Regions from separate parts of the Mus musculus genome. Here region 2 is linked to region 1. A link is a contact called in ENCODE Hi-C data. All regions are on one chromosome and are shown on one strand. Each heading gives the region's core, a stretch centred on a gene start or an enhancer-like site at or near the end of the contact. The rest is flanking DNA. Distances are from core to core; before and after follow the strand shown.

Region 1 (4,447 bases), core at 752-3,251:
AATAAAATTTTTTTTAAAAAAAGAGTATACACTGAAGACACTGTCCTTCAGAAGGAAGCTGACATTTGTACTGTGAGCTCTTGAAAACACAAGCACACAAGTATGTATGTGTGTACATCCCCAGGTGACCCTGAGCCCTGCATTTGCTAACACATGCATGTGCACACACTCACTCATTCTCCAAGCACCACAGTGGGAAGCCAGAATCTGCACAAAGTGCATGCCAATGTCTCTGTGTTCTAACGTCAGTGTAGGAGATTACTCAACAGGCACACAGCCCAAAATGTCACTGTCCTCTGGACATCCAGTGCATGCGAGTGGCAGTAACCCTCCCCTATGTTGGAATAATAATAAAACCATGGCAAGAACCCAACAAAAGTGTCTGGCCGGCTGGGTGGGAGCCTGGGGATCCTACCCTCTACATGTACCTTGTTTGAGATGTCCAGATTGCAGCTGGCTTCACAGAGGGCCACCACGATAGGTGCGCTTCCATCTTTGCAGGCCACGTGCAGGGGTGTGTTGCCATGCCTGTCCTGGAAATCCACAAAGGACCCATGGCCAAGGAGGGTCTTGATGACTTCCATCTGACAACGCCTCACAGCAAGATGAAGAGCGATGTGTCCATCCTGGAACCAAACCCAGGCTCATGAGCATGTCTGGCTTAGAGCCTCAGCCTAATCTCTCCCCTGTATAAGAATTAGCTGTAAACAGAATGGCTCCTACACCACCCAAGAACTTCAAATGTCATTGCCTGGACTGGAAAAGGGTGGGGGCTTTATCCATTCCGTTCCGTATAATTGAAGCCTGGGCTGACCACTGTTGAATCATTTAGGCTCAGGCAATGTATCAGACAGAAAGGCTATACTCCTCTGTATCAGAACTGATAAAATGGTATGCCAATTGCCAGCAAACAGATCTGAAAACACTTTCAAAACATTTGCCCAGTAACACTTGCTAAATTCGTAAGTAGAGAAAGAACTATCAGAAACGACAGAGAAAGCAAGGAGAAATAATTTCCCCAAGGACTTCTGAATGCTCAGAAAGAAGATGTAGATTGCTTAACCTCTGAACAACATAGAACCCAGCCTGAGAATTAACAGCACCCCAAAAACTTAGGGGATAGCAGTGCTAAGTTATTATTGTACGGGAGTTGGAAGGGAAGCCGGTTGCATACTGCTGTCTAAGGACCCAGGCCAGCAGAGCTTTCCACCAGACCTCTATTGTGTCTGTATGAGCTTCTCTACTCCGCATGCCTGACACTGGGGCTTGTGACTGTCTAACAGTAACATTAGCTCTACCTACCAGGTGCCAGGAGCAAATACCCAACCCATCCATGGCAAACAAAACATTGTCTCCAGAGAACCACACAGGGTTCCAAGACACCATTCTACAAAAGGTCGTTGCTACGTAAGCTACAGCATCTCCAGTCTAACTGTATATAGCACCATCACTGTGTTGGTTTAAGTTCAGATTCAAACAGATTGTGTTGGAATTGCTTAGGTAATTAGGGAACACCTGGTCGAGAAGTACAATTATAAAACAAATAATAGTGGTTTATTGTCTTTTTACAAAAGAGGAGGTGGCAAAATAAATGCCTGCTTCTACCTGTGTCTAAAACCGACATGGTCCCTGCTCTAAAACTAAACAGGTCAAAACACGGACCAAAGAGGCCTGTTCAATCAGAAACTTAGTTGCATGCTAAAAAGACTCTAAAAAACTCCAAAGAACACTTTTGGAACCAAAGAATGGAAGAATGATCAACAGAATACTTAGTTCATGTTTGTTATCTCAAGGAGACAAGTAGGCAAGTCTCATGGTCCCTCCAGCTCGACAGATCACTTCACAGAAAGAGCCAAGCATTTCCCCCATAAAGCACCTTGTCAGAAGCATTCAAGTCAGCTCCATGTTCAGCCAGACACTCCACAATGTCATGATAGCCCCTGGCAGACGCCGTCAGCAATGGGGTCTCTCCCTCCCGATTCTTGATATTCACGTTGCAGCCAACTTCACAAAGAGCTTTAGCCACGGAGTAATAGCCATGCCAGGCAGCACAGTGCAGGGGGGTTTCCTCTTCCTGGCCAAGGTCACGAGTGCAGGGGAAGAAAACGCAGACAAGAAAGTCAAGGCCATGGAAGCAGAGATTGCAGCCAGTGTGGCAAGAAATTAACCTGAGATAACTCCACCATCAGGATCCGATGCCTTTAAGTGGCAGACCCAGTCCCTTCCCTGGTCAGTCTGTGACCTCAACCAGAATGCTAAGTGAACTCTGTTTTCTCAATATATCACAGACCTCACTACTGGGGCCTCTGGACTGAGAACAGCTTTTGGCAAAATTGCCTTTGTCTGTCTGAAACTCTTCCTGGCCAGAAGCAGCCCTCTGAGCAAGAATTTTTCTAGCAGTTTCTGTGCTTTGATTCTGCCAGGTATGAGTCAGAAGAGCACACTGTGAGACAGCTATCTTGATGATCCTTCTGTAACTAGTCCAGGAAGAGTTGGCCTGAAGGCTCATGGGGACTGGGAAGTTGGCACCTCTGTCAGCATCATCAAACACACATCTGTCTTCAGGGTTCCAGAAGAGAGTAGTACTTATAAATGGAAATTCTAAACCCAAGACTGGGTAAGATGCAATCCCTGGTCCCACCACAGACAGCTTAAGCAAGCCGTGGAATTTTCCTGTGTGGGTTCCGTCATTTGTAGAGCAAGGGTGCTGATAACAGCGATACGCCTCACAGGGCTGTTCTGGGGATTAAACGGGTGAATGAAGGGAAGCTGGTTGCATATTGCTGTCTAAGGACCTGCGCTCTGCAATGGATGACAAGAAACCTAAGTGGAGAGGCCTTCCTTATGAGTCACCTGGGTCACCTGGCTGCTGTACAGGGAGGCCTGGGGACAAGGAACTGAGCACGTCTGTTCCCATGACCTACCTTGTCCTGGAAATCAGGATTAGAGCCAAAACTGCACAGTAGTTGAACCACATCTGCATGGCCATAGCGGGCTGCCACGTGAAGAGCTGTCTCTCCAGACTGCAAAAGAAATGGACCCATGATCTAAAGACCAGAATTCAAAACCACTTCTGAGATCAAGAGCACTGTCCCATGCCTTCCTTTGGTGGCACCTTCACACCTTCCCTCAAGCCATTTGCTCCCAAGAGACTAAGGGCAGGACAGGGGGTCAGGCAGCAACTAGGCAGCTGGTATGTAATCCTCGCACCTGGCTCATCTTGTTATGGAAAACAATGCAGTGAGAATATGTTCCCTTTACCATGAGGGCCATATCAACCTCATTACAGATGCTTCTAGCTGTTAGACTTCATCTATCCATCCATAGCGCTCTCTCTCTCTCTCTCCCTCTCCCTCCCTCCCTCCCTCCCTCCCTCTCTCTCTCTCTCTCTCTCTCTCTCTCTCTCTCTCTCTCTCTCTCTCTCTCTCTCTCTCTCCCCTCTCCACCTCCCTCCTTCTCTCTCTGTTTCTGTCAATCTCCCTCTCTCCCCATCTCTGTCTGCCATACCCTTTTAAGACCAGGTTTGGAGCCGGAGAGATGGCTCAGCGGTTAAGAGCACTGACTGATCTTCCAGAGGTCCTGAGTTCAAGTCCCAGCAACCACATGGTGGTTCACAACCACTGTAATGGGATCTGATGCCCTCTTCTGGTGTGTCAGAAGAGAGCAATGGTGTACTTATGGGCTGGAGAGATGGCTCAGAGGTTAAGAGCACTGACTGTTCTTCCAGAGGTCCTGAGTTCAAATCCCAGCAACCACATGGTGGCTCACAACCATCTGTAATGGGATGGGATGCCCTCTTCTGGTGTGTCTGAAGAGAGCAACAGTGTACTCATATACATTAAATAAATAAATAAATAAATAGACCAAGTTCATCATCCTGCAATTATTCAAATGCATAGTTTTAGTTATTAACAACTTCCTCCTTTCATTGCCTTATGTGTGCTCAGAAACGTGTTTCTTATACTCTCAGAGATGTTAAGGTCTTGCTCCCTCAACAAATCTCAGTAAAAACAATACAACTCCAGATCCTGTGTATCCACACATCCCAGGGTCAGGCTTCGCTAACCACAGAAAAGACATTTTACTGTCAACTGGCAGAAGAAAACTGTTGTGATGGGCTTATGTGCTGCTATCCAGATCTCAATTACCTCTCAAAGCCATGTATGAAAAGCTTGGTCCCCAGCCTAGGAATGGAAGAATCTTTTTTTTCTTTTAAAGATTTATTTATTTATTATATGTAAGTACACTATAGCTGTCATCAGACACCCCAGAAGAGGGCATCCGATCTCATTAAGGATGGTTGTTAGCCACCATGTGGTTGCTGGGATTTGAACTCAGGACCTTCAGAAGAGCAGTCAGTGCTCTTAACCACTGAGCCATCTCTCCAACCTGGAGGAATCTTTAGGCGGTGGGGGCCAGCGAAGTTAGGTTACAGTAATGGGCACCT
Region 2 (4,447 bases), core at 1,064-3,563, 57 kb before region 1:
TTGTCAGGAGGCTCAGTGGGTACAAATGTCTGTGTCCACTTGTGTGCTGAGGTCAGGATCTCAGAACACACATGCTTGTAGGAAACAGCCTATTGCCACAAATTTACTCAGGTGATACAGTGTGTGTATGAGAGAGAGAGAGAGAAAGAGAGAGAGAGAGAGAGAGAGAGAGAGAGAGAGAGAGAGAGAGAGAGAGAGGAAATTTTCAAACTCTTAAAACTCACCAAATAACAAAATAAACTAATAAAGAACTACTGGAGCCAGGCTGTGGTGGCACACACCTTTAATCCCAGAACTTGGGAGGCAGAGGCAGGTGGATTTCTGAGTTCAAGGCCAGCCTGGTCTACAGAGTGAGTTCCAGGACAGCCAGGGCTATACAGAGAAACCCTGTCTCAAAAAAAACAAAACAAAACAACTATTGGAGACTTTCTTATGAATAAGAGAGCAATGAGAATTGAGACAGTAGAAAATTCCTCATAGCACTGATTCTTGAGAAACACAGCTCAGACCTGCTACACACAGTTGGGGAAGAGGGTCTTCAAAAGGGAAAACAGGAAATACCATGTGTCAGGAAAGAGTCTGAAATCTGCACCCTTGGGTGTGGTTGGTGGTAAAATTCACTGGTGCCTGCTCTGTGGAAACTCTGAGGGAACTAAAGTAGAGAATTATATGCCCATCATCTGGCCTCCTGAATGTGTACCCAAAAGGATTAAAAGCAAAGGTTGAAAATACATGTGTCATTTGGTGGAGCCTCTGTTGCTAGCTAGAGGAAGGTATAAAGGGAGCCAAAGGCCTAGCAAGGGCTAAGCCTGAGATCTCCATATGGAGGAATAGCTCAACTCCAGAAAGTATGGAGACTGACGTGTGCTGTGCAGAGTGATCATGTTGTAATGATCACATATCTTTATACAGTTGGAATAGCAATCTACTTTCAACGTGGTTGAGGTGTAGAGGCAGATACAAGCTTTCTGCCTGTAGAAGGCCTCAAAATCAAACACAGAAAACTGAGTGGTAGGTTCAGGACTTGGGAAAGAGGATAGATACTTAATGAGAACTCAGTTTAGAAATACAAATACTAGAATCTGGACAACTATGGTGCTGACAGTTGCAAGACCATGTGTATGTCGCTAATTCCATAGACGTTCTGCTGAAAGGTCCATTTCCACGTTAGGCCTATTTCATCACAATAAAAAAAGCTATAAGGCTGATTTTGTTTTAAGTAGATGATCAATGGAATCTTAAGTAGACACAAGTATAATAATAAAAATGGCATAGGACTCCATGTTTCAATCAAAGAACTTGAAATATGATTAGCAAAGGTTGTTCAGGAAAGGCAATGGCAGTACTTCACTAAAAGACAGTTTTCTACAATGTCAGTAATAAGTATTGAGGACAGTTGTGGTTTATTTCCCTTAACTGCATAATGACCAGAGCTACCTGCACATTATAGATTTGCACGTTTCCTTCACCTAAAATGTGTCCAAACCCTATTCACTTCTACCTTGGTCACTGTGGAAGTAACACCCCTAAAGTCAACCCTAAGGCAACAATGAAAATAAAACAAACAAACAAAAAAATTCTGTAAGCTCAGAGGTGCTAACCAAACCAGATTCCAAAAACTTTCCCTGTTCTCCACCTAGGTTTGTGTAAATTCCTCACAATGTTTGCTGAAGCTGAAGAGAACGAAGTGAGCAGTCAGGATGAGGTGACTTACAAGTGCTCTGCAGTCTCAGGACACCCCAATCCCAGTCCAACATTGGGGTGACTGTGATCATCTCCTCCCTGTTTGGGGATAGTCTGCCTCTAAAGATTCTAAGAAGCCCAGTTTTCTTCTTGCTGGCATTGGGGAAAAGGGCCCAGAGTCTGTAACTTCCAGGAGATCCAGCTTAGATGTGCCTTAAAGAGGAAACACTGGGCTAGGATATAATTGCTCATGGGGAAGGAGTGGCAAGGATTTTAACAAAAATCTCTACTTCTATGGGAAAAGCAAACATAGTTAGCTAGAATTTTCTGTCCTAAGCCAGTGCCAAGCCCTCTGTGAGAATACTTTCTCAGCTAATGTCATGAGACTCACACAATCTACTTTCCTAAACAGGGACCCACTGCTCCCTTCCCCACAATCCACCAAGGCAACCTACACCCAATGCCCCAGGTCAGAATGAGAATTAGAGTCAGTATGTGCCTGCAGTCCCACAGCCTGGAGGTGCAGTCCAATTGCCCACCTAAACCAATTCCAGGGAGGAGCAATTGGGCAAGGACACTGTCCTGGAGCCACAGCTTGGGATATAAAGTCTGGATCCACATGCAGCTGTGTCACAGCCTGGGACCTCAGCAACCTCTGAAGACCTGAGACTCTGAAGCCCACCTGCCCAGCTATGTACATCCCAGGTGAGCCCCCATAGCTCTATCAAGACATGCTTGATACTAACACTGGAGGAGCACCCTAGAGAGATTCTTTGTAGCACCATTCAGCTCCCTCAAGAATGAGAGTACCAACTTTGTCTTAGCAGAACTAGTATGGGGATGCAGAGATGGCTTGGTAAGGATGCCAGGAGGTCACCCGACTGTTCAGAAGTCCAAGTGTGTGAAAAGTATCAATAATGCAAAATCAGGAAAACTGGTTCCTCTGAGTGAGCAGAAGCTAGTGGTCTACCTCTGGTCCCGTGGGCACAGGAAGTACCAGTTTGTCCCTTTATATAAGCTGCCAAAACAGATGATCATTCTCATGTAGAAGTGGTCAGGGACAGTCCCTTTGTCTCATCCCCCATGTGCCCAAGGAGTAGCATGTGGCACAATTGGCATGGCTCTTTCTGGATTGTCCCACGCAAAACTTTTTAAAGCCTAAGTCTGGAATTGTTCTCCTCATTTCTCGCTTAAATTGGTAGCTATGCCATCCTGTACTCAGCCATAGGACACTCCCCATTGAAACAGGAAAGTAGGATTCTGAAGGCACATCCCAGTTGTGGAGCAGATTCCCAACTGAAATTCTTCCAAGGTTCTAGAGGCAACATTCCAGAAAGATTTCAGGAAAGAGAGAGAGAGAGAGAGAGAGAGAGAGAGAGAGAGAGAGAGAGAGAGCAGAGGCATATTCTGTCTCTTAGTGTACACAATCCAAGAAAAAGATGTCTTGTGATCACCCCGCCAAGTCTTGCAGATCTCTTTGTACTGGGGGATCACATTGCGTACATATGAAACATGAATATCAATGGAATAAACCCGGATAAACTCTGAATACTTAAGAAGTTAGTTGTTGCTTGAAATTTCTGAACCACGGGTGGATCCAAACCCTGTGCTGAGCTAAGTGCACAGTTCACACATCATCTAAATTCTGGAGCCCTCCACAGCTGCTCTTCATTCTGTTTGACTTCTGACATTTTTTTTTGAAGGTGTGCTACAAGCCAATGTCATTCTTAGCCATGTCAACAAACACTGAAAGATGGTGAACTTAACAACTTATGTCAAAATAAGAGTTTATTGAAGAATTTCCATGACTAGAATCTCATTTCTTCACAATCTCTAGGGTTTGGAAGTATGACTCCAGTTTTCCTCCTGGCCACCCTGTGCTTAGGGGTGGTCTCAGCTGCTCCAGCACACGATCCCAGTTTGGATGCTGTATGGGAGGAATGGAAGACAAAACACAGGAAAACATACAACATGGTTGGTACCAGGGACAAGTCCAGGGGCAACACAGAGACAGTGGTCCTTGCTGTGGCAAGATTAGACTTCATATTGTGGAAGCACTTCCTCCCAGGCATGACCACATGGCAGGCTTTATGAACACTGGTGGCAAACCACCTTGGTGCCACAGGGCCTGGGTTATGGCTTCCAGAGGTGGACAGATACCCTTGGTTCTTGTTGGCTGTAGCAGCAGGCCCACTGAGGGAACTAATGCTGGGTTTGAAGTAGAAAGACCACACACTGTATCTCTTCCAGAATGAAGAAGCACAGAAGAGAGCAGTGTGGGAGAATAACATGAAGATGATCGGCCTGCACAACGAGGACTATCTGAAGGGGAAGCATGGCTTCAACTTGGAGATGAACGCCTTTGGTGATTTGGTGAGTGTGGTGTGGATTGCAGAACATGGTCCTTCCTCTCCAGTTCATTGTAAGTCATCTCTCCATTTGCAATGATTTGTTTACCTTTTCTTGAAGACCAATACAGAATTCAGAGAATTGATGACTGGCTTTCAAAGCATGGGGCACAAGGAGATGACCATCTTCCAGGAGCCCTTGCTGGGTGATGTCCCCAAGTCTGTTGATTGGAGAGATCATGGCTATGTGACTCCTGTGAAAGACCAGGTAGGACATATAACACATTCCAGGTATCACTGTCCACCAGGAGGCCAGGAAGGAAACACCAACTTTGGCTTGCTGATGGTGGAGCTCCATATACTTCATTGCTTGTGGAATTATTGGGTCATGTGCACTGCTATCAAACACCTGTATT

What was found. Hi-C counts contacts between places; a loop is a spot of excess contacts on that map.
Region 2: a map of v-Abl transformed pro-B cells shows a loop between it and region 1 (2.1-fold over the local background). The contact joins the promoter of BC051665 here to the enhancer-like site in region 1. A Hi-C loop is called at or near these places in 1 of 37 maps with a recorded cell type or tissue (v-Abl transformed pro-B cells).

The regions. Positions count from the first base shown.
Region 1 is chr13:60,727,004-60,731,450 of GRCm38, reverse strand. It overlaps Dapk1 (death associated protein kinase 1), which reads right to left. Exons shown (of 26, transcript NM_029653.3): 15 at 2,925-3,023; 16 at 1,877-2,074; 17 at 429-626. Among named protein-coding and RNA genes, the nearest start is that of Gm35540, 43 kb to the right of the region's middle. Within about 2 kb of position 2,001, at least 1 of the 3 ENCODE cell types and tissues checked has a DNase peak (open chromatin) inside an H3K27ac peak, as active enhancers do.
Region 2 is chr13:60,784,230-60,788,676 of GRCm38, reverse strand. It overlaps BC051665 (cDNA sequence BC051665), which reads left to right and starts at 2,313. Exons shown (of 8, transcript NM_199148.2): 1 at 2,313-2,388; 2 at 3,521-3,657; 3 at 3,934-4,056; 4 at 4,153-4,299. The coding sequence starts at 3,532.